Linked DNA regions of Homo sapiens: regions 1 and 2 are each linked to region 3. The links are chromatin loops, found by intact Hi-C in ENCODE. Cell type or tissue: IMR-90. All regions are shown on one strand.

Region 1 (8,000 bases), 270 kb after region 3:
AGGTTAATACTGTATGATTCCAACCATATGATATTCTAAAAAAGGAAAAAGTATGGAGACAGCAAAAAGGCTAGTGGTTGCCAGGAATTAGGGAGGAGGGAAGGATGAATAGGTGAAGCTCAGAGGATTTTTAGGGTAGTGAAACTGCTCTGTATACTACTGTAATAGTGAATACAGACCATTAATATTTGTCAAAACTCATTAAATATATAACACCAAGAGTAAACCCTGCCATAAACTATGGTAGGACCTTGTGTGATTATGACATGTCAACATTGTCCACTCTAGTGCAGGATATTAATAATGGGAGAGGTTATGGTTTTGTGGGGCAGAAGCTATATGGGAAATCTCTGTACCTTCCTCCCAGTTTTGCTGTGAACCTAAAACTGCCCTAAAAAGTACAGTCTATTTTTAGAAAAACTCAAATGATAGAAGCAGCATACTTTGTTATTTAAGATTTACCTCCCTTAGATTCTTTAGTATTCCTCTTCCTCTCAATACTGATAAAAATACTACAACATACTGTACCATGCAAAACATTTTTCCTTCAGCTTCTGAAAATTGGTAATCATTAGCCTGATACAAAGATCAAATAAATATACATTTCTTCATACTTTGCATTGCTGATCAGGCCCTTTGGCAAGCTCTATTTACACTTCAAAGACACAACTGGACTATTTCCTGTCTTCTCTTTCACAGGGTGGCACCATCACCTCATCAAAGTGCTCATGGACAGCTATGCTGAAAATAGTTCACACAGCAGGCCTCATACTGTCAATTCTTAGGAAGATCTGCTTGCCAGCCTGGCCCTTGGATGTGGTCTAGGCATTTGGATTTCAGGAGTGTTCTCACCCACCATTCCCTAACCAGTAAGGGTGGTCCCTGTACCTAAACAATTTGTACAGTGTGGTTAATGCTGAACATCCTCTTTGCTTCTGAGAGTCTGGAATTCTGCTAGTGCCAGGCAGAGACTGCCTATGTGACAAGCCCAGAGTAAAAACCCGGGGTGCTGAGTCTCTAATGAGCTCTCATTAGAGCTGTCTAATGATAGACAACATTTCACATGTCTGGTCACAACTCATTCTTGGAGGAATTAAGAGCACTTTGTGTTGACTCCATGGGGAAGGACTCTTAGCTTGCACTGGTTTCCTGCAGATTTCACCCCATGCCCTTTTTAACTTGGCTGACTTTGTTCTGTATCCTTTCACTGTCATAAATCTTAACCAATAATGCAACTATATCCTGAGTCCTGGGAGTCCTCCTAGTGAATCACTGAAATTAGGGAGCCAATGTCATCTATTTACATTTCCAAAAGAATAGAAAACAAAAGCTATACAGAAAAACCCACAGGCACTGTTACAAGTTCACCTTAAGTTTTCATTTACAAATCACTCTTTCAGTATTTCCTTCACTATTTACCCACATTCCCTCTTTCCTCTCATAAATCCAATTCAGATAGCAAAATACTTCTTCATCTAAACTTCTTTTTAACTTAATTTTAGTGGCAATACACAAAGAAGCAGGTAACAATATGTGCAAGTCTAGGGATCATACATTTTTCTTTGAAAAGAAATTAGATCCTTTTTAAAATTTTCCACATAGCCATGACTTGACAAAGTGGCAGAACACATAAAAATACAAAGAAAGGACACTTCCCAGTTCCTTGGAGGAGGAGTATGACAAAGTTCCAAGGAGAAGCAGTCAAATAAACCCATAAGGAAAAAAAGAAAGGACACAGATCCTTTTTATTCACTATCAGGTAGTGCTGAGAGGTCAAAAAGCCTTTCCCTAGACACAGCTTCTTACTGAGGGAGATAATGTCTAGAAGCATGAGCAATATTTTATGGAATTAGAGGACCTACGGTCCTCCTAACCACGCCAAAATAGAACATCCTCAGATCTGAAAGGACAACAGAGGAAGAAAAGTAGAGCAAAACTTAGTGTCCACTGGCCTGGGAGCTGAGCCCGCTGGAGACATGTCAGAACTCAAAGCTAAGAGACACGAGCTGTTGCCTCAAAATGGATGACTGCAGCACTGGCTGAGCTGGGAGATGTTGCTGGTCAGCCAATGAGGTGATGCTTATTTCTGAGCATTTACCACTGAGTCAGTTTGGAAATATTCCTCCCACTCTGTGACTTGAGAACCTAATCCCAGGCACCAAGAGTTAAATGGGTTCTTCTGGTTTGTTTTTAGTAACAGACACTGAAAAAAAATCAAAGGACCTTGTACCAAAGTTCATGGGACAGAGTTAAGAAAATAGAACTAAGGGATATTTTGTTCAGAGAAAATATCGTGACCAAGAGGTGGATGACATCAAATTGCCAGAACTCACTCTGAATACTTCACTGGGATTGTTCTGCCTGAAAACAAACACGAATCCTTTGATTATTTGCATTCCCTACATATTCAATTCTAGAGATCCTTTTAGCCAGTATAAGGCAAATTATTCTACACAACGCATTCCATACTTTCTAAAGAAATACATATGTATCTTTTAAAGGATGAAGATATACACTGATATATAGATATATCATAATGCATAATGTATAATTTAAATAGCTACTCATGACTTTTTCTATGAGTCTAAGATTTATTAAAATATGAATAAAGGGTTTATGTACACAAAAATAATTTGACAGAAAAATCTGGAACTGCAAAAGATGTGAAAGATGTTTTGCTCCACTCTCCTGGGTATCTATTTCTTTAGTGATACTGTACTTTCTTGGTCACTGTAGTTTCAGAGTGGTTAACATCTGCTAAGCCAGCCCCCTCTCAATTCATTTTCAAAACTTAAGACCTGGATGGTGATCACACAGGTGTTTTCTTTACAATTATCTGTCTTATGCATTTCTCTGTGTGTCATTTCACAATACAAAGATGTTTAATTACCAAAAAAAAGGAAAAGCAAGGGAACAATTAACACAACAGACAGAATGGTGGTTCCCTCTGGCAGGAAAAGAAGCAAATGAGAGCAGGTTGGGGACATGCAGGCTGCTTCAAAGTTTGTGGTACTGGTCTATTTCTATACTGTGGTGGCTACATGATTTTTTATTGTATTGTTTTTCTGTAGCCTGTATACATAGAAAAGATTATACTTTCTCATTAAAAATTTGAAACAAAATTTCTCAGCCATTTCATATGCATATGTGCATTTCCAAAGTGATTTTTTAGATGCTACTTTGCAAGTTTGATAATAAATTTCTATTGGGGTTTTTAATAGGATTGCAATGACTTGGTGGACTTAATTGGAGCATCCATAAAATCCCTTATTCAAAAATAGAATCCTGGAAATGTCCATACAGAATGACCAAATTCTGGCTCTATTAATAAATTATGTCATAGTTGAAGTTTTATCCTTTCCACTCAACCCTACTACCTCGGCCTGGACCCTCCCAGTAACCTGTCTGGACACTGCAACTGGTCACTTCATCCCCACCCCAGCTCCTCCTGGTGTGCCCTTCCTCAGAACATTCCAGAAATCCCTCATGCCACCCCTCCCCACTCATGCTTGTGCCTGGATTACCAAGCCTCTCTCTGTCCCTAACCCTATCAGGCAGGGATCACATGGAGGCAGGGCTTCCCTCTGTGTGGCCCATGTCCTGCATTCAATAACGGTTTGTTAATAGATGAACCCCAGAAGACCCAGCCTCATCCCTTTACTTCCTGCAGCTCCCTACAGCCTGCCTGGTTAGCGTCGAGCCAGGCTTCACAGGTCTCTCGGAGGATGAAGAGAGCAGAGAGCCACCTACATTCCACAGACGTGACGACAGAACATTTTATCCTTGATAGGGAGAAAGGCTTTTTTAAAAAATGGGGGCAAAGTGATTTATACCCAAACGCAATGACATAGCTGAAATTTACTAAATATACCACATGGTACCACAAGAGAGTTTCTCAAAAACTACAGAGGACATTCTATTTGTATAATACTTTTAAAAATGTTACAAAGACACTCTGATGGCAACAGCACCCTCTGCTGACTCCTAGTAGTGCAACCATGGGAAGTAGAAATATATTTGAGTCCACCTTGGAAATCCTACTTTGTCATCTTTTTACTGGGGGGAAAATCACAAAAGGCCAATTATTCCTAACTCAGTTTCCCATTCTCCCTCATTTAACTTAACCTCTTATGCGTTATAACAACCATATAACCATCAAGGGGTTTATTAACGTTAACACAAAATTGGCTTAAATGTTACTCCAGCAAGTCAACAGCCTACCCTGACCACACTTACAGTGCCAAAACTTTGGAAATACACTGACAGTCACACACACACACAAGAAGATACACTCTAAAAGCACATCATTTAAAAGGCAAAAATATACAGGAAGCATATTACAGGAAGCAGGACATACCCAGCTCTGGAGTCGCGCGGACCTGAGTGCAGACTGTGCCACCTACTAGCTTTACAGAACACAGACCTGACTCTCTACCACCTTCTGATTCCTCATCAATAACATGGGGAGGTGAAAGTACCCACAGCTCAGGCGTGCTGTGAAAAGGAAGTGAAATAACACGAAACATTTAGCAGAAACCTATAATGAGTGCTCAAAAATTTTCCCTATTATTATCGTATTCATCATTATTAAGGGCATATTTTAAGTATGAGGAATGCAAACATAAAAATTAATCAACGCTATGCTGTATTTGTTTGCAATAGTGAATGGCGAGCCCTCTTCTCTGAAGTTCTAGACAGTCCACTGAGACAGACCTAGCACCTAACAGGTCCTAACTCCTCAAGAATAGAGTGATGGGATAATTCTACATGCGTATGGATCCCAACATACAGAATTCTACATACATATTTCTTTTTTTTTTTTTTTGAGACAGGGTCTTGCTCTGTTGCCCAGGCTGGAGTGCAGGGTCACAATCATGTCTCACTGAACCCTGGAACTCTCGATCCTCCCACCCTCAGCCTCTCAAGTAGCTGAGACTACAGGTGCATGTAATCATGCCCAGCTAATTTTTGTATTTTTTTGTAGAGGCCGGGTTTCACCATGATGCCCAGGCTGGTCTGGAACTTCTGGGCTGAAGTGATCTGCCTGCCTCAGCCTTTCAAATTGCTAGGTACAAACATGAGCCACCACACCACATCACATAAAGGTAGGCCAGGGTGTGGTGGCTCATGCTTGTAATCCCGGCACTTTGAGATTCAGAATGTTAATATTCCCCTTGACGATTTTATGACCTGCGTATATACACATATATACACATATATATATATATGTGTATATACACACACACATGTTGTATAAACATCAAGGGGTCTATTAACATTATACACAGAGAGAGAGAGAGAGAAAGAGAAAGAAAAATGATTTTTTAATGGCAAATAATGTTATAAATGAATAAATTCTGTATAAAGACTGTACAGGAGTTCTCTGTACAATGTAAAATTATTTCAAAATAAACATTTTTAAAACTGAAAGTAATATAATTAGTGTCTTGGAAGCAATTTTTATAGAACAGTTGGTATTCTGCAAAAACTATGTCTTATAAGCCATCTCAGATGAGAAATGGCACAAGTTCCTGATGTTTGCCTTGTAATGAGAGGATGACATAGACACTAAGTACCTAAACACAAATTTCATTTTTATTTGTGTAGCCAAGTAACCTACCCTAGGTACAAAAGTAGAAAGTACTCTGCCAGACGTTGAATTTGTGAGGCTTTTTATTTCCAGAGAGAAGTACACAGTCATGTACTTTAGAAGGGGAACTCTGATGCCCTTCCTCTGGGTTGTAAGAGAAAAGGAATCAAGGCAGTGGTGGAAGACCAGCAGTGGCAGCTCTGGAACAGCACAGTGGCCTAGGAAATAGGCCCCACCAGCCTCCTGGGGCCTCCCCAGGCCCTGGGAGGCGGGATGAGGGCAGGGCTTCCCACTCCTGGTGGAGAGGCTCAGGCCCTCGCTGTCGCCTTGCTTTGGTCCCACAAGAAGGGCCAGCCTGCAGCTCTGCTCTGCAGCATCCTGAAGCTGCATCTTTTCCTCTAGAGGCAACAGAGAACTGCAAGAGCTTTGACCAAAAAGATCCTGGCCAATGCGGCTGAGAATCCTTTAGCTAAAGAAACAGAAAGAGCTTTAAGATAACAGGCCCAGAAGAGTCTATCTAAGAGCCCCTCAACTGCATGGCCTTTGGGAGCCACCCATTCTCTTTGTGATATTTATGTGCAAGCCTACTATGTGCCATGACAGTCCTGAACAAAATAAACCAAAATACTGCCCCATGGAAGTTACTTCTCTTAAACATATAAACTACCTAAATAAGTAAACTCAGTGTGATAGACAGTGCTATGAAGAAAAATTGAGGCAGGCAGGTGAGAAATGGGGAGAGTGAGGGCTTCTAGGTGTAGCAAAGTGGGTAAAGCCTCACTGAGAAGCTGTCAGTGAATCAGGCTCAGAGAGACATGACCCCCAGGACCCACGCTAAGATCTGGGGCAGTAACACTGCAGGCAGGAGGGGCACACCAAGAATGTGAGGCCACAGAAAGCCTGATACAGTCAAGGAACAGAGAGGAACTCACTAAAGCTGCAGCGGAGCTAGAGTGGGGAGGACAGAAAAGGATAAGGCCAGAGAGGGGATGGCAGCAGTGTGGGCTGAGGTGGGGGAGGCAGAGTGGGGACACACAGGGCTCTGTAACGGTTCACAAGGTTTAAAGGGGAAGGAGAGCTCTGAGGAGCAGCTGTGGCTGGGACCAGGCAGCCATCTCACCTCATCTCTGTGGAAATCGCATCTTGTTCCCCCATTTCCCAGGCCAGCTGCCCACAGTGGTGGCACCAGGTCAGGCTAGATGCCGAATTCAACACTCCATGAGGGCTGCAGCCATGGAGAGCAGAGACTCAGTTCTCCGCTAATACTGGCATAGAAGGCACAGCGTTTGTACCCTTGGTGTGCACTAGGGCACACTGGGGGCACCCTCAACAATGTACACAGTGTGTACTTAGTCAAAGGGATATCATAGTCTCCAGTGTTCATGAATATAACAGAGCTTCAAAATACACATGGCAAAAACTGATAAAACAGCAAAAAAGTACACAAATTCACTGTCAGAGTTGGAGATCTCAACACCTCTCTCTAACTGATAAAACAAGTAGGCAAAAAATATCAACTCTCTCAACCGGTATTACCTAATTAATATTTTCGAACACTCTACTCAACAACAGCAGAACACATTCTTCTCAAGTACACATGGAACATATACCAAAATAGATCATATTCTGGAACATACAACAAATTTCAGTCACTTTTTAAAAATTCAAGTAATACAAAGCATATTTCCTGACCACAATTGAGTTAAATTAGAACTCAGTAACAGAAAGATCTCTAGAAAATCCTCAGATATTTGGAAACTATATTACACACTTCTATCTAACCCATATATCAAAGAAGAAATAAAAAGGAAATTAGAAAGTATTTTAAAGTGAATGAAAATGAAATAAAACATATCAGATTTTGTGGGATGCCACTAAAGCAATACTTAGGTGGAAGTTCATAGCACCAAATGTCTCAATATGATAAAATGAAAGTTCTCAAATCAATAATTTCCACTTCTCCCTTTAGAAACTAGAAAAACAGAAAATTACAACATAAGCAGAAAAAAAGTAGAAAGAATAGAAATCAACATGCAAATCAATGAAATACAAAACAAAATAATACAGAAAAAAAGGCAATAAAACCAAAAGTTAGGTATCTGAGAAGATGAATAAAATTGATAAACTTCCAGCCACACTGATCAGGAAAAAAAAGAAATACAGAAATACATGAATTACCAATATCAGGAATCACATCATGTCACTAGATTCTATAGACATGAAAAAGATAATAAGGGACTATTACGAAGAACTTTATGCCAATAAAGTCAGCAACTTAGATAAAATGGACAAATTCCTTAAAAGACAAAAAATACCACAGCTGACTCAAGAAGAAATGGATAACCTAAATAGCTCCATCTCTTTGAAAGAAAAGGAAACTGTAGTTAAAAGTCTTCTCATAAAGAAAGGT
Region 2 (8,000 bases), 150 kb before region 3:
TGTTCTTAAAACAGCAATTGAAAGCAGCAAAAAAATAAAATTAAAAAACAGTAAGAGACAAAGTGTTTGATAACAGTGTGCATTCAACTGTCTTGTTTATACTCCTGATGGGTATAAGATGAGATTTGCATGTTGTGTTTATTGACCTTGAGGTACCTGGAATGGGGCAGCAATGTCTGGAAGGTGTGCAAAATAGTCTCTGCTGTGGCTGGAGCAGAATCCCGTGGAGGGAAGGAGCCTTCGGGCCATCGTTAGTCGTGAAATTTGCTGTTGTGAGAAGGAGAAATTACCAAGGCAAGTGATGACGAAAGTGAATGCTGATACAAGGGAATCCAGACAGCCACTGAATCCTAAAATTAAGTCTGGAAGAGCTTCATTAGTTCTTCATAAGATGTGATGGAACTGAACATTATCCATATACATTAATGAAGTAAAGTTGGAGAGTTGAACAAAGGTGACAGAATGTGCTGGAAACAACTGGAAATCTTTACACTTAGAGACCCCAAGGTAAAGCATCCTCAAGAAACAGGCTGAAATATTTGGAGTAATATAAGTCAAGGTTGATAAGTGTGTGAAGAGGTTCAGAGGATAACTTTATTACAAGGCTGCTGAACAGTTTTAAAATAGTTTGAAATCCTCTTTAATAGAGTGTGCGATGATATGAAAATTTTCTGCCCTATAATATATAGAGTATGAGACTTTCTAAAATCAAATATTTGCATTTAAATTGAGTAAATTTATATATACTCCAATTTATCAAATAGGAGACATGAGTGACAGATTCCATTTTTACACAGCCTGTCCACCCTTTGTTTTTATATTCCATATGTCTTCATATCACATTTTGTTCTTCAGTATATTTCCAGAAAGAAACATTTTTTCTGCTGCTCTGAAGTAGACCCTCTTTATTCCTCGTGCCTCCCCATTCTCCAGCAGGGCCTGTCTCCAACCTGAGAGAACAAAGATGGCGGGTACTGTCCCTTCCAGCCTCTCCTCCAGCAAGGCACACTATGGGGCCCAATCCTGCCAGAAAGGTTTTAAGGGAGATATCAGATAATTTTTTCCTTATTCATAGAAAGTATCAAAGGACAAAAATGCCCCTGTCTTCATGAGATGCCCGGCTATCTCCATGTGACACCTGGAACACTGCATCCCTCTTGTAACCAGAGCAGAGGTGAACATGTTGATGCTGCAGAGAGGGAAGGAAAATACAACTCCTGAGTCCTAAACAACATTGTTGAACTCCTGCCCTGAGTCTGAAACCACCCTGGCTCCAGACCATTGATAATGTGAGATGACAACGTCGGTCCTGGGGAAGCCGCTTATTCATGTTGCATTCAGTTTCTGGCAGCAGAAACCCCTAACTGTCCCATCCCACCACCTTTCAGAATTACCAAAGAATCCAAATCACACCTGGATGCACCCCCAGGAGCTGTGAAAATCCAGGGCCCAATGGTGGTTACACCCCGTTCAAGCTAATGGGTTGAGTCGCATCTGCCCTGACTCTGGCGTGGTGTGAAACCCATCCTCTCTTCAGGCCTTCATCAGACCTGCCCTGCAGCCTCAGCACCTGCCAAGCACCAGCTTCCTTAAATCCTGGGGAGCCCCATTGACTTTCTACATTCAGGATGTGGTGGCTGTAATGAGCTTAGATGAGTCCCTGGCCTAAGACAAAGATGTTGGACAGAACTCAGAAAATGTACCACTTGATGTTTATGCTGTGGCTTTGCTTCTCAAATCCCACAGCATAAGTTACAGAAATGGACTTTGGTTTTTTTTAAGTTTGATGTTTATTTGCCAAATCCTGTGGGGATACAAAAGATGCATCTAGTGAAAAATAATAAGAGGTAACCTTTATTTCTGTGTGTAGGTAATATTCTAAGCCCATTTTGTATATTAATACCTCTGATGTCTATATTGTTGTTGTGATTCCATTTGTAAGTTTGTAAGTGAGAAAGCTGAGTTATAGAGAGGTGAAGTAACTTGACCAAGGTTACACAGTTAGGAATGTGCCACGTGACTGCTCAAATCCAGGTCACCTGGACCTCGAGTGCATGTGATACGTTGCTGTGCCATCTCCCCCCAGAGACCCTAACGATACAAAAGCAGCATGTGACTAAGCACCAAAAGGAGTATTTCAGAAAAATGAATGACATAAACTTTCAATTTCTGGACATGTTCATACGGAGAAAAGAAAACCCAACTGACAGGTTTATGGCAGAGATGTCTTCTACCTCGTAAGAAAAGTTAACTGAAATGCTCTCAAATACCATTCACAGTCATGTTCTTCAGGGCTATGAAAAACCCAGACAAGGCTGGCATTGCAGGATAGAACATTGTAGAAGGGCTTCATGGAGCAGCAGAACTTTGCATACACTGGACAGAGAGTGAGGATGTGTGAGGAAGATGATGGGAGTGGAGCAGGAGGGGGCTTCCATCAGCTATGTTCAAAGATGTCCCTGTGTTCTGGTTTATATGCCCATCATTCCATACGCCCCATGTGGATTTGGCTGACTTGCCCACACGGGGAGGCATCCCCTTTTCCCCCCAGTTCATGTGTTTTACTCCTCTAGATAAATATTTAGTTAACAGGAGAAAACCTTTGTGGGCAAAGTCAATTTCTTATCAAGGGTCAAAAGTCTTAAAATAGAATCAGAAGGTACATAAAACTGTTCTTACTCTTTATCCATCATTATTATGTACCAGAAGCTCTGATGGAGTGAAGATAAATATGTGAAGAACCAATCCATGTTCAATAACAGAATTTGGGGCAAGTAGGACAGGATCCGGAGGCACTGTGTTTGTGATGAGTGGAACCGTGCAGCGGTTTCTGGAAGCACATTGAGATGGATTCTGCTGATAAGGGATTCCATCGACTGGTCATTTGATGCATGGAACAAAACACTCACTAGTCTGAGCACCCAACCACACTGTAAACCAAAAGTGTCTAAGAGAGGTCTCAGTCAATTCACAAATTTATTTTGCCAAGGTTAAGGACATGCCTGGAAGACACACACACACACACACACACACACACACACAAACATGGAATCACAGAAACAGTCTGGTCTGTGCCTTTCTCCAAAGATGAGTTTGAGGGCTTCACTATCTAAAGGGGAAAAGTAGGCTGGAGGCGAAGGTGAGAGGATATGGTGGTCCACGTGTGGCAAGAGAAAAGAAGCAGGTAGGGAACTAGTCAATTACAACTCCTCTTGTACTCCGTAAAACTGACACTTTAATGAGATAAAATGAACGTTGAGTAGATAGCCGTGGCGATACTAACCTGTTGTCTGCTTGGGAACAAAGGGAAAGGCGGTTTCTTGCATGACTTAGCTTTCAGCTTCATTTTTTCCTTTTGGCATAGTGAGTTGAGGTCCTGAGTTTTTATTTTCCTTTCACAAAGCTAAGTCATTTTGGTTCGGCTGACAGTGCTATGTAACCTGACACCTTTAGCGAGCAGTCCCCTCATAGGCTTGACCCCACTGTTTTAGAGAAGTCTTGAAAAGTTCACAGTGCCTGCCAGGCAGTACCATTTGAGGCATTTAGTCAGTACATTTTGAATACATGAATAGCTGCCTGGCTATGAATGCACAATGTAATAAGCACTCTGTTACCAAACAACCATGTCAAGCATGTCTCCCATATATTGGACAATATATTGGAGACTTCTCTAAATGGTCAAGTGAGTCATGGTTGTTTGGTAATACAGTGCTTATTATATGAGTGAGGAACGTGACTCAGTACAATTATGACAAGAAATGCAATGGACTATGCTAAATGGAATTTGTAACGCTCATGAAAAGTGCTTTGGAATTTTAATGTGTGATTAAAGCATCTACTATTAACATTATTCCACAAAGAGCTTTACCTCTAACAATACATTCCTTGGTTGTCTGTCACTGGGTCTCTGTGCTTGACAGAGTTGAAAATGTTGCCTGTTTGCTGTCACACAGACATTGTCTCAGTATCACTTCCTAAAATGCATATTTGAATTTAGGATTCCAGCAAACACGGAAGGCACCGGTGGTTAAAGTGCCTCCATTTAGAAAATATGCTAAAAACAGCAGCTGGAAGTGCTCATCTGTCCAGGCTGAAGGCTGGCTTTCAAGATATGCTTTCAAGCAGTGCCACGAGGAGCAGCCTGGGCTGTCATTGGAGTTGCTGTCAGCGCGAAGCCTTGGTGTTGCAGGGCCTCTGCCATATGGAGCATCAAACCTTGGATCTGAATGATGATACAACCTGACTTTGCTGACAATCTCAGGCTATGTAAAAAACAGACTATAAAACATGTAGTCAAAATGCCATGTGTTTGAATAACACTTTACAGTTTTCAATACGCATTCATAGCCAAACAGCTATCCATTTATTCAAAATGCAGCGACTAATGCCTGGCAGGTGCTTTGAGCTGTTCAGAACTCCACAGCGGAAGCCAGAGCCTCGCCCTCAGGTGCTTACACTCTAGCAGGGGTCAGCCAGAAAGTCACCCTGTGAGGAGCTCTTTGGACCATGCAGCCACAGCCTCGGAGGCTAGAATCGATTCTAATTTCTACATATAGATAATTTTTTTAAAAAAATAGCAACACTGTGTGGTAGATGTACCTGACAGAAATAACTCAAGAAACTAGGGTTGCCACATGGAGGTTGCTGAGGGGAGGGTGCCACGTGAGGGTGCTATATAAACTGCATGCTTTTTACAAGTGCTTATCATTCTCCTCTCCAGCCTGCCGCTGCTGGACCATCACTGTATGTAAGTTCCCCCAAATAAAACCCATGTTTTATTCAGAATAATAATAATAAAGGCTAGAATCAACACTTTGGGGCACTGGGTAGGGGTGCTCCATCAGACAGGGCGAGAAAGACTCTCTTGTGAGCAGTGTCTGAGCTGGGACCTCAGAGACAGGAAGACAAGGAGAAAAGCATCCAGGCGGTAGGAAAAATAGGAGTTAAGATGACAGGGGCAGGAGCCCATTGTTTGGAGTCCCAGAGGAGGTCAGTGTGGCAGGAGCCCTGCTGAGCAGCTGGCGGGGGCAGTGAGGAGAGTCAAGAAATAAAAGGGCTGAAAAGGAACCAGGTTATGTATGCAGCTAATAAGGGTGTTAAATTTTATTGCAAATAAAATGGCAAGATGTTGAAGGATTTTAAACAGGAGAATGAAATGAATAGATTTGAAATGTAAAAGAGTCATTTTAGCATCACGTTCTGATGATGTTTATTCTAATCAAAACTGTGGAAGGAAATTTATTGTTGACTCTACTGAGTACACGAGGAAACTGATGCTCAGAGAGGATAGTGTCTTGTCCTAGGAACTTCAAGGAGTGAGGGAGAGCATCAGTCCCCAGGTCTCCTCATGCAGAGCTTCCTGCTCGTTTTTTTCCACTACAGTTGCCTCCTTTATATCTGCCTGTAGCCAAGTTATGTGGAACAAAATCAAATGTCAAATAGGAACATTTTCTTTAAATGTCTACATACCTAAAATTATTTCGGATTATACTTGTGGCGTTAGGTTGAGCTGATGAGAAATGAAAGTGTGGCTGAAAATGCATTTAGAGATTTACTCTAGAATAAGAATAATGAAAATGCTTGAAATAAAGATTTAATCTGATTGACTGAAATAAGTTACATGTGACCAGGCTAATAGGCTACATTTAAACATTCCACTTTAAAACATTTTTTAAATTCTTTTCATGAAGTCATCTGTCTGAGACTTCCCCACTACAGCCCAGAACATCCCTCCTTAGAAGCTCACTCCACGTTTTATGACACTTACCTTCACATCATCTTGGAGCATCTGTCAGAGGCGTCTGAACCAGGGCGTCTCCATCTTGAATAGGGGCTGGGTCAGATGAGGCTGAGAGCTGCTGGGCTGCATTGCCAGGAAATCAGGCATTCTTAGTCACAGGATATTTGCAGTCACGGAAACAAGTTAATATGTTTACAAAACCGACCCGGTGTTACAGTGGGTGGCTAGTCAGACAGTGAGCAGGGCAGGAGAGCTGCCCCCTTCCCACACCAGGAGTATCAGGCAGCCATCTGGTGATGGTCAGGCAGTTGTTAAACTTTCTCTCTAAAGTAATAATTGGTCACAGCCGGTGCCAGGGAAAGCCCATCTCCCAATAGATAGAAACACCTGAAACTAGTGATCGTCTTCCCAATAACATCTCGGGGGTTGGGCGAGTGGGCTTAAGCATGTGCACTAAGAGGCAAAATGGTGCAGTTTAACTGGTGTGTGACCTTCTAGGAACACTCAACTGGTAGGGGAAGAACGCCTCAAATGAGCATGGGTACAACTTCAGTAAACACACTGCCCATGCGGTCCCTCCCAGGCGCTGGCAGGCCAACGAGCATGCAGACAGCCCACCCCGAGGGAAGACTGAGGGGAGAAGGGACACAACACCCCTCCCAAGTCCTGGCAGGCCAACCCGCATGCAGACAGCCCACCCCGAGGGAAGACTACGGGGAGAACGGACGCAACACCCTGGAATCATGCCAACATATAAACCCCAAGCTCAAACTGTGCACTTGTTCTCTCAAGTCGCCCACTCAGCCCTCTTCCAAGTGCACTTTACTTCCTTTCATTCCTGCTCTAGTGCTTTTTAATAAACATTTACTCCTTCTCTAAAACTTGCCTCTCACTCTGCCTTATGCCCCTTGGCTGAATTCTTTCTTCAGAGAAGGCGAGGATTGAGGTTGCTGCAGACCCATATGGATTTGCTGCCGCTAACACCAGGATTTAACAGATCCAGGAGATAACAGACCCAGAAAATGTCCTGATGTCCCAATATCCTAAGAACAAGAACATTCTTAGTTTAAGAATAAGTTTTGCTTTAAAGATAATAATATAGATTCTTGTGGAAGAGAGTAGTTATGCAAAGATTAACAATCCTTCATCACAAGCCCTTGTAGCAGAGCACACCTCCCCCATGTTTTTTTTTGTTGTTTTGCTGTTTTATATATAAATGAGCATTGTACCTAAGGTGGATGTGTTCCTTCTTTTCCTTCTGGGAACACCATGCTCTGTCTAAGGTGGATGTGTTCCTTCTTTTCCTTCTGGGAACACCATGCTCTGTCTAAGGTGGATGTGTTCCTTCTCTTCCTTCTGGGAACACCATGCTCTGTTTAAGGTGGATGTGTTCCTTCTCTTCCTTCTGGGAACACCATGCTCTGTTTAAGGTGGATGTGTTCCTTCTCTTCCTTCTGGGAACACCATGCTCTGTCTATGGAGTAGGCTTTCTTTTATTCCTTTACTTTCTTAATAAACTTGCTTTCACTTTACTCGGTAGATTTGTCCTGAATTCTTTTCTTGTGCAAGATCCAAAACCCTCTCTTAGGGTCTAGATTGGGACCCCTTTCTGGTAACACACCTGCTATGAAGAAAAAAACTCAATTAATATTTTTATAATTAATGTCATTGCTCTAAATGCATCGAAAACATAAAGAAATAAGAGTTGTTGACATGTTAGGATAGTGTTAGAAATTGCTAAGTTATTGTCCAGAAAAAAGGGAATAATTGAAAAAAATAAAAATTAGAAAAGTAGGTCCTGAAGCACATTAAGCATTTAACAAATCATATAATTGAGAATGAAGGTAAGCCTTCATCTCTGGTGGTATGAATGTCTAGATACCTTGACTATCCTGTGGCTAAAAACAACTAAAAATGTTGGATAAAATGAAAAATATATGTAAATGCCTTTAACCTCCTGTCAACAAAATTAAATAATACGTATTAGAAGACTGAAACACAATGAAAGTATGACTTCATAGAAACAAGCACAGCAAGGAAACCAACTTTTCCCTTGAAGATATTTATGGACTGGGATACACTGAAACTTTGGTTTGTCAGCCTGTGGGTTGGGAAAGTCAGGAGACAAGCCCAGGCTTGCTCAGTGTTGGGGGGGTAAAATAGAAGACCTCTCTGCAAATAAACCTAAGCTCAGAAAGGGGTAGTCTTGACTGTGAAGAGAATGTTAGAGCAATGGTCTGGCTTGAACCAGGGTACAGAG
Region 3 (8,000 bases):
CTGGTAGTGATGAGTGCAGATCATAAGACTTTTCATCAGGGTAGAGATTTTCTTACTCTTACTCCATAATTCAAAATCAAGAGTAGAGATGAGTCATCCTGGGGAGCATCTTGAGAAAATGCTGATGGTTTGGTAAACTGATGGAGAATGAGGACAAGGGAAAAGAGAATCTCTCACTGTCAAGGTATTATTTAGGAAAGTATCTCATAGGAAGACAGCATGAGACTGGCCTTAGAGGTAGAATTCACAGATAAACTTGAATTTTGGGGAAAAAAAGCAGTTATCTGTTGTTTATCTGAATTTATCAGATTTAACCTGGTGTCCTGTATTTTTATTTATTTATTTTTTTGTCATACCTGAAAACCCTACTTAGAGGTCACTGCATCTAACTGAATGACTACATTTACTGAAAGAGTTTATATAATGCTTATTTCAGCAAGTTCCAGAAATAGCACCTGTCACAAAACAACAAGCAGAGAAATATCCCATGTCCCTGATGAAGTAAGCGAAGGGACCCCACTCAAGTTACCTAACCATCTAGTGTCTCTCTTGGTGGGAACATCTTATAGTTAGGGTAAGTAGGCAATCTCCTGAGTTGAGAGGCATGAGAGATGTTTTCTTCCTATTCCTGGACTTCATACTCTAACTTCCATAAATGCAACCATAATTGCAAAAAGTTACACCTAGAGAATCTGGCCACATACCCCATAAGAGAAAAGCAGGGAAATCACAAAAAAGAACTCAAGGCCTCCTGGTGCAGCTCATAGGCTGAGAAAAAGAAAGAAAGTTGGGTGCAAGGAGAAAAGTAATGCACCTCCATGATATCAGCAAAAGAAAGATCAGGCTGCAGAAAGTGCAGAAGAAAACGCTCTCCGTGAAGGTAGAATGAACAGTCTGCTGCAGAACAATGTAGAGGGAACATGGATCCCCCTCTCCCTTCAGTCTCCTAAGAAAAGAGAGTTGGAGGATAACGATGAGTCTCTGTGTCTCTCTCCCATCTTTCCAGGGAGACCCTAGGACTCCCAATGTGGGAGTCACAATCAGTCCGGTGATCATGGTTATGAACCACTGAGATGTCTACCAGGTTAAGTGAAGGAAAGCAATGCAGCCAAAGCACCAAAAGTGAATGTTGGGGCCCCAACTACGAAACCTCACTACATGATCAGGGAATTGGTGAAGGTATTTGGAGACAGTCTACCAGAACTCATGATGAAAGCCAGTGGCGGCTGATGTTTACGCTGGTTTAATTTAATCAACTTCTGCTCCAGGAAATTGCTCAACAAACGTTGCAAATAGACTCTTTGCCATAAAACCCCAGTACTTGTTAAGGAATCCTGTAGCCACTGAACTCAAACCCAGCCCCTCTCTGACACTCTACAAGCAATACCAGGTCTCCTTCTGGCACGCTCTTTGCAGCCTGGAGAATCCAAATATTGCTGAGCATCCTGGACTGGAGACTGGACCACCTATCCCCACTGCCCCCACCCTTTCCTTGCCCTGGTAGGGCCAGGTGCCCAGTGGTGCTGGATGGGTGAAACAACTAGTCTTAATACAGTCACAGCAGGGTGGGGGAAGGGAAATATAAATTATCTAAAGATAGATAGCTAAGTTTTATTTATTTGATGAAAGAAAAACATAAAATGTGCCTATAGGTGAAAGTATAACAAATGACCAATACTCTGGACCTTATATAGAAAAAGGCAGGACAGTTGGCAGCTAGGTTTCTTGAGCCTTGACTTGCAATTTATCAAAAGGATCATTCTTGACAAGTCTGGGATCCTTTGGCCCTCTCCACTCCCTAGAAAGGTGTTGCTATAGCCCTGGCCACTATTAAATGAGGTGCACTCTCCCTTCTTCTGCATGTGCTGGTGAATGCCACACATCCAGGAAGACCAGGCTCCTTGGACCACACCAACTAGAAGTGAGGTCTCCACAACCCGTGCAGGTCAACATAGCTGACCAGCTGGCATGGCCCACTAGAGACACACTATCTCGAACCTGCTAGATGCAAATTGCTAGGTGCATAAATCTGTTAGGCCAGAGATGCTTGGGACAGTTGCCGCATCTGTGCAGCAGATTTGGGGAAAATTAGGACAGAAGTAACCCTAAGAAATGATTGCAGCAATTGCAGTAGCATTAAAATGCTGAGTGCACTGCACAGCCTTCCCTTCCTTCTGAATGTGGTCATTATGTAACTAATGGTCTAATTAGGAGAGTCATGTAAGCCCAGCATTGTGCCCTCCTGGCGGCAAGCACTGTGGATTTCCAAAGCCATGGCTTTCGGAGGCTATCTCTGTTTTAATGCAGAGAAAGAGTAGCACAGAGTTGAGGCAGAGAAGTCAGAGGGGAGCTCAGAGCATCAGATGCATTTCAGTGACAATCCCTGTAACCTTGAAAGAGTCAGCAAATCCCTGTGTCCCTCACACCAGATTGCAGCAGGGCCTTGAGTCAATAAGCTATGAAGTTAGCGATGCGTCCTCCTGGGAAGGTGGCGAGCGAGGCATCCATCATGTTCCCTCTTTCAGCCTGTTCCAAGGAGAGAGCCTCTGAGAGCCGTGGAAACCATTTCCCGGGCCCATTAGGCTCTGGCCCTGTGGTGCAGTAGCAGCTGTCACCTCGTGCCAGCCAAGGCTCACCAAGTGGAGGCCGAGGGAAAGGTGGGTGCACAAATACCTGCCAGGAAGAGAAGCAGGACTCTGCCTGGGAATGCAAGGGGACAAAGCAGCTTCTCTGCTCTGCGATATAAAAGAGCTTAAACTCAGCTTCTCAGGGTTTCTGCAGGACATCGCAGAGGTTCACACATCATTCAGTGAGGCTCAGGACATTCCTGTGGTGTTTAGACAGTAACCTGCAGATGGAACCCACTTTGTTTTAAAAAAATACATATTCACGGATTTTTTTTAAAAAAGAAGAAGTCACTGGCAAGGAAAACATACAAAATCAAGAGGAAAAGCATATTTTATGTTTTCTCTTTGGCCCCATTTCTTGGAGATAACAGTTACCACTTTTGTGTGTTTTTCCAAGTTTTTCTATGCTGCTCAAGCACACACACATACACAAACACATATCTATCTATCTATCTATCTATCTATCTATCTATATATAGATATAATTGATAAATCCTTTTTATGCAAATGACACCACATCGTAAATACTATTCTGGTTAGAAAGAATGAATAAGACCTACTATTTGATAGCACAATGGGGTGACTATAGTCAATAATAACTGTACATTATAAAATAAAGGGTGTAATTTGATTGTTTGCAACTCAATGGATAAATGCTTGAAAGAGTAGATGACCCATTCTTCACGATGTGCCTGTTCACATTGCATTCCTGTATTGAAACGTCTCATGTACATCATAAATATATACACCTACTATACACTCACAAAAATTAAAAGTAAAAATAAATGAATACTATTCTGCAATTTTTTCAGTTAATATTTCTTGAACGTTGTTCAAGATGTATCACTGTATGGACAATATACCAGTAAATATAAATAAACAGAATTGATCTGTTTGAATTACTGCACTATTTTGCATTATTATGGATACACTCACAGAACCAGTCCCCTAGTGGTGAACAATCAGGTTGTTTATAGGCTTCCTTTTTATTGCAAACAATGCTGTAATTAAAAAAAAATCTTCACATATATACTGCTAACTATTTGTGCAAGCATGTGTGCTGGTTAAATTCCTAGTCCTGGAATTACTAGATTAAAGGAGATATGTATTTTAAATGTTGTACTATTGGACAAACTGCTGTCCACAGAGGTCACACCTATTCTTGCCTACACTTCTGATGCTGATTGAGCTCCCTGTTTAAGGGATGGCTCTTCCGCAGTGAATGCAAAAGGTCTATATCAATAAAATGTAAAATAAAAGCATTGAGAAAGCTCACAAACAAACCTATTCTAACCAGTAATGCTTGGCTAAGTACCTGATTTAAAGCTTAGATCAGTCAAGCTCTTAACAGAAGTAATCCAAATAAAAATGTGACAGTTTGCAAGTAGAGCTGGGGAAGGAGAAGGAGCCTGTGGAGAAGGTTCCTGTAGTTAAATTTCACAGTGTGTGTTCCACTGGGCTCCTGGTGAAATTTTATGTTTTATCTTTCAGTGGTTGTATGCCACCGGCTAGGTGGCTCAATCATTTTACACCAGTAAAGATACTTATTTAACAGGAGAACAATGCTATACACTCAATATGTACTGAGCATCACAAATATTCTCAGGCCTTTCATTGCTTCCATTACCAGGGAGATAATATCTAGCATAAAAAGTTTTTACAATCTTAAGTTTAAAACCAGACAGGATAGAGACCTCATGGGGAAGGTTGTTTCCTACAGGTGAATGAAGACAATACAGAGTGCTTTGGGGTTTTTATTCTTTCATTCTCTTTTGTAACTTTTTTATTTGCCCTTAGAAAAGCAGGAACTGCTCTAAACTAAAAAATAAAATGAAACTCATGCCTACATTTGAATCAAATCTCTCCCTCCCTAATGTTTAACTAGAAACATAATTGATTTTGTGCTGAACAGATAGGAGGTTGTCAAGCTGATATTTCATTCCCAAGATCTCTATCAAAGTTGTCCAAAAAAAGCAAACAGTCATTATTTATCCCCAAACCCATTAAGCGACCCCATTATTTATTTCCTCGGCCATTTACGAAGCTGCATGCGCATGCTTTCTTCAGCTGCACCACCTAGCGGGTCACGCAAGCAATTGCAGCCCGGGTTGTTCTCTGGAGCCAGTCTCCACAGCAGGAAAAGAAAACTTTATCAGTGTTATAATTAACCACATCATTTATTTAACTTTGATAAATATTTAATAATAAAATTTTTAAGCTCAAGTTAAAGGAATACCACCCTGAAGATGCATTTGTATTTCCCTTGGAGAGAAGAGAAATGTTATTGTCAAGATGGCAGGAAAAAAACTGCCTTAAGCCTGTGTGGTAACCAAAGTTCCCAAAAGAATCAATCAAGAATGTCATCAGAAAATGACTATAAGATAGTCGGCATGGTAACTGGGATATTGAGGCAGTTCTTCGTTATCTGTGTTCATATTCATTTAGAACTCAGGAATCATCGTCCCCAGCAAGCAGGGGGAAATGCTAATTAATAAAATGCTGTCCAAACACGATGCATTCTCTAACCACCATCGTTCATGCTAGCCCTGCAAATGATGATGACTGGATAATTGCTCTGGTTTCTAATGATATTATTGCTGCTATTCCACAGCCAATCGTGTTCCCCATTCTCAGAGCATCACAAAATAGAAGTTTGATCAATGCAAACCACATGGAAGAAGCAACAGGCTGCGTTCTGCTTAGAAGTCCTAACGCAGAGCATCCCAGATGAGATGGGAGCTCTAAGCACACAGGCAATCAAGCGTGCACAGCAGACGCTAATGACTCCCATAAACGGCAGTTCAATCAAATGCTTTATTTCTGCCTGGAATAAACTCATCCATGATTTGCAAATCAAACTTTACCCAAAAGTATTTCTACCTGGTGCAGCAAGACCTTCACTCTCCTGCCCGGGGGAAAGCAACATCCTGGTCAACACAGGAATGCCCCTTGAGCCATGGTAAACAGGTGCCTGGAATCTGCCTCCAAATCCCCACACTAAGGGTGAACCAATAGAAATTCCAGGTAAAAGGTAAATGGAAATTATCTTCCATGGCTTAGGTTTTTGCACAGATGAATCACGGCATAAATAACACAGTCAAAATAAACCCAGAATCCATTTTGACAGAAAAAAATATTCCTATTTCCAAAAGATGCACACCAGAAGCCAAAAACTGCTAAAACTCTATCCTATTTCATTAGGTCACTGCTGCTCACTACCATGACAAGCACGCACAGGCTAGGTACGGGACCGGATGGAGGGAGCTTGTGTATGTTTGCCAAAATGTTTGTGGACCTGCCTCCACTAAATGGGGAAAAAAAAAAGAGATTGGATTAGAAGATTCTTAGACAAACACGTGTAGGAAGAGACCACATTGATATTTTTTGTATTATTTAAACTGGAGCTTCTGCGGGCTCAGGTGACTAAGTATCCTTATCTATAAGTAAAATAGTCAGACAACAAGAGGACATCCCTCAGATACACCCTGGATCATTGGATCTGTTAGTTCTTGCTGCCATAACAAATGCTACAGACTGAGAGGCTGAAGCCACAGAAATTTATTTTCTCACAGCTCTGGAGGCTGGAAGTCTGAGATCAAAAGGTTGGCAGAGTCGCTTTCTCCTGAAGCCTCTCTCGTTGGCTGGTGGATGGCCATCTTCTCTCTGTGTCCTCACATGGCCCTTCCTCTGTGCACGTCTGTGTCCCTTCTCCTCTTCTTATAAGGACACCAGTCATTTGGAGTAGAGCCTACTCATAGGACCTCATTTTAACTTAACCACAGCTTGAAAGACCTTATCTTCAAATTCAGTCACAATCTGAGGTGCTTGGGGGTTAGGACTTAAATTTGGAGGTGGGGGGACAAAATTCAGCCCATGAAGTCACTTCTGTGCCCTGGGAGGTTGGGAAATGGGGGAAGCTAATTGAAGAAACTGTGAGGAGAGGATTCCTCCCTAGAAAGTGAGGAGTGGGGGCAAAGACCCTCCTTCCAAAGAGGGTCCCAGGCAGAAGGCTGCTAGAGTCTGGGTGGAGGCTGTTAGCGCACCCCACTCCTCAGCGTGATGGAGGGAGGAGCATGATGACAGTGTGCTGACAGGGCACCAAGCAGCCCGGGAGAAAGCTGAGGGTCTCTAGACCCCACAGGAGCCGGGGATCCCCCTGCTGATAGGACCAAGACTCCCCCAACTCTCCCCACCCTACCCCTTGTCAAGAAAATAAACTAAAGACAAAATCTTCTCCCAACCTGGGTATCCTCTCTACGAAAGTGCTAGAAAAAAAAAACAAAAACAAATAAACAAACAAAAAAACACTTTTATTATTGAGTAAGCATTAAGCCAGAAAGTGATGTGTCTTGCTAGCAATCCCTAGAAGATTAGAGAGACAGAAAGAAATCTTACCCATTGATATAGCCAGGCAGACACAACCCATTCCATGCATGTTATGCAGATAAATGATAACCAGTCCTCAAGTAAGAGGATTTGACAGCACAGTTTGTCACACAGCTCACAGTAACTTTACCTGGCAATGGGGGTGAACATCCCTATTAGCTCAGTTGGCTTTATGCAGAGGAGAAACAAACTTGACATATCTTTAGAATGTCAAGTAGTTTTGCAGCTTGAGCCAGATACCAACTGAAGTTACGTTCATACGGTCCTGAGAAAGTAGGAGACGGCGGCTCATTATATCCCTTTTTGCTAACATTTCAAAGAGGTAGCTCCCCGTTCCCTAAGAAAGACATTCCTGGGTCATAAAGCTGACAAAAGACCATCTAGTCTCCAAAATAGTGTATATACATTTCAAAGAGAGGAGAAAGTTCTTAGAATTGCATGTTTTCTAAGATAAAATATTTAAAAAATGGGTGGGGAGAATTAAACCTTTTATTTTTAATTTGTGTCTGTCCTGGCACCTTTAAACAAGGCTGTGCCAAGTCCCTGGAGGAGACAGTGGTGCTGCAGCTCTCACTGTTCAGGTGTTCAGTCCTGGCCATGGACACTGTGCCCAGGTGTTGGAGGGTCAGGATCAGCAGGAGTGCAGCCCCTCTGTGCCCCATAGAGAGCTCCTGTGGTTGTGAAGCTGAAGAACTCTGAACAGGAATGGAAGAATTGAACTGCTCAGTAATCATTCTGATGTTTAGAGAAACGACTGAAGTGTTTAAACACCCCAGATTTAAGCTAATCAATCCAGGGACGCTGGATGAAAGAGAATTTATGGAGATGGTTTGGGCATTGTTTTATCCTAGCTTTAAACAAGTTAGGGGCTGGGCGTGGTGGCTCACGCCTGTAATCCCAGCACTTTGGGAGGCCGAGGCGGGCGGATCACGAGGTCAGGAGATGGAGACCATCCTGGCTAACACGGTGAAACCCCATCTCTACTAA

What was found. Peaks named below come from ENCODE experiments on the same cell type or tissue, not always from the same donor. Only the 100,000 strongest peaks of a DNase experiment are listed, where the experiment ranks them.
Region 1: a loop joins it to region 3, with 3 times the contacts of the local background. A loop is called at or near these places in 6 of 110 quality-filtered maps.
Region 2: a loop joins it to region 3, with 5 times the contacts of the local background. A loop is called at or near these places in 6 of 110 quality-filtered maps.

The regions. Positions count from the first base shown.
Region 1 is chr18:74,113,200-74,121,199 of GRCh38, forward strand. The region is part of intron 8 of FBXO15 (F-box protein 15); the gene reads right to left. Among named protein-coding and RNA genes, the nearest start is that of FBXO15, 31 kb to the right of the region's middle. In IMR-90, a CTCF peak has its summit at 3,975 (motif pointing left); DNase peaks (open chromatin) are centred at 2,072 and 3,972; H3K27ac peaks cover 833 bases.
Region 2 is chr18:73,685,462-73,693,461 of GRCh38, forward strand. It overlaps LOC105372190 (a long non-coding RNA gene), which reads right to left and starts at 5,830. Exons shown (of 7, transcript XR_007066468.1): 1 at 5,768-5,830. RefSeq lists enhancers at 5,830-6,330, 6,331-6,831. In IMR-90, no CTCF peak of the experiment used is centred here; DNase peaks (open chromatin) are centred at 3,680 and 5,910; H3K4me3 peaks cover 610 bases; H3K27ac peaks cover 5,206 bases.
Region 3 is chr18:73,838,283-73,846,282 of GRCh38, forward strand. No RefSeq gene overlaps it. Among named protein-coding and RNA genes, the nearest start is that of FBXO15, 310 kb to the right of the region's middle. RefSeq lists a silencer at 4,669-4,842. In IMR-90, CTCF peaks have their summits at 3,589 and 4,705; a DNase peak (open chromatin) is centred at 4,679.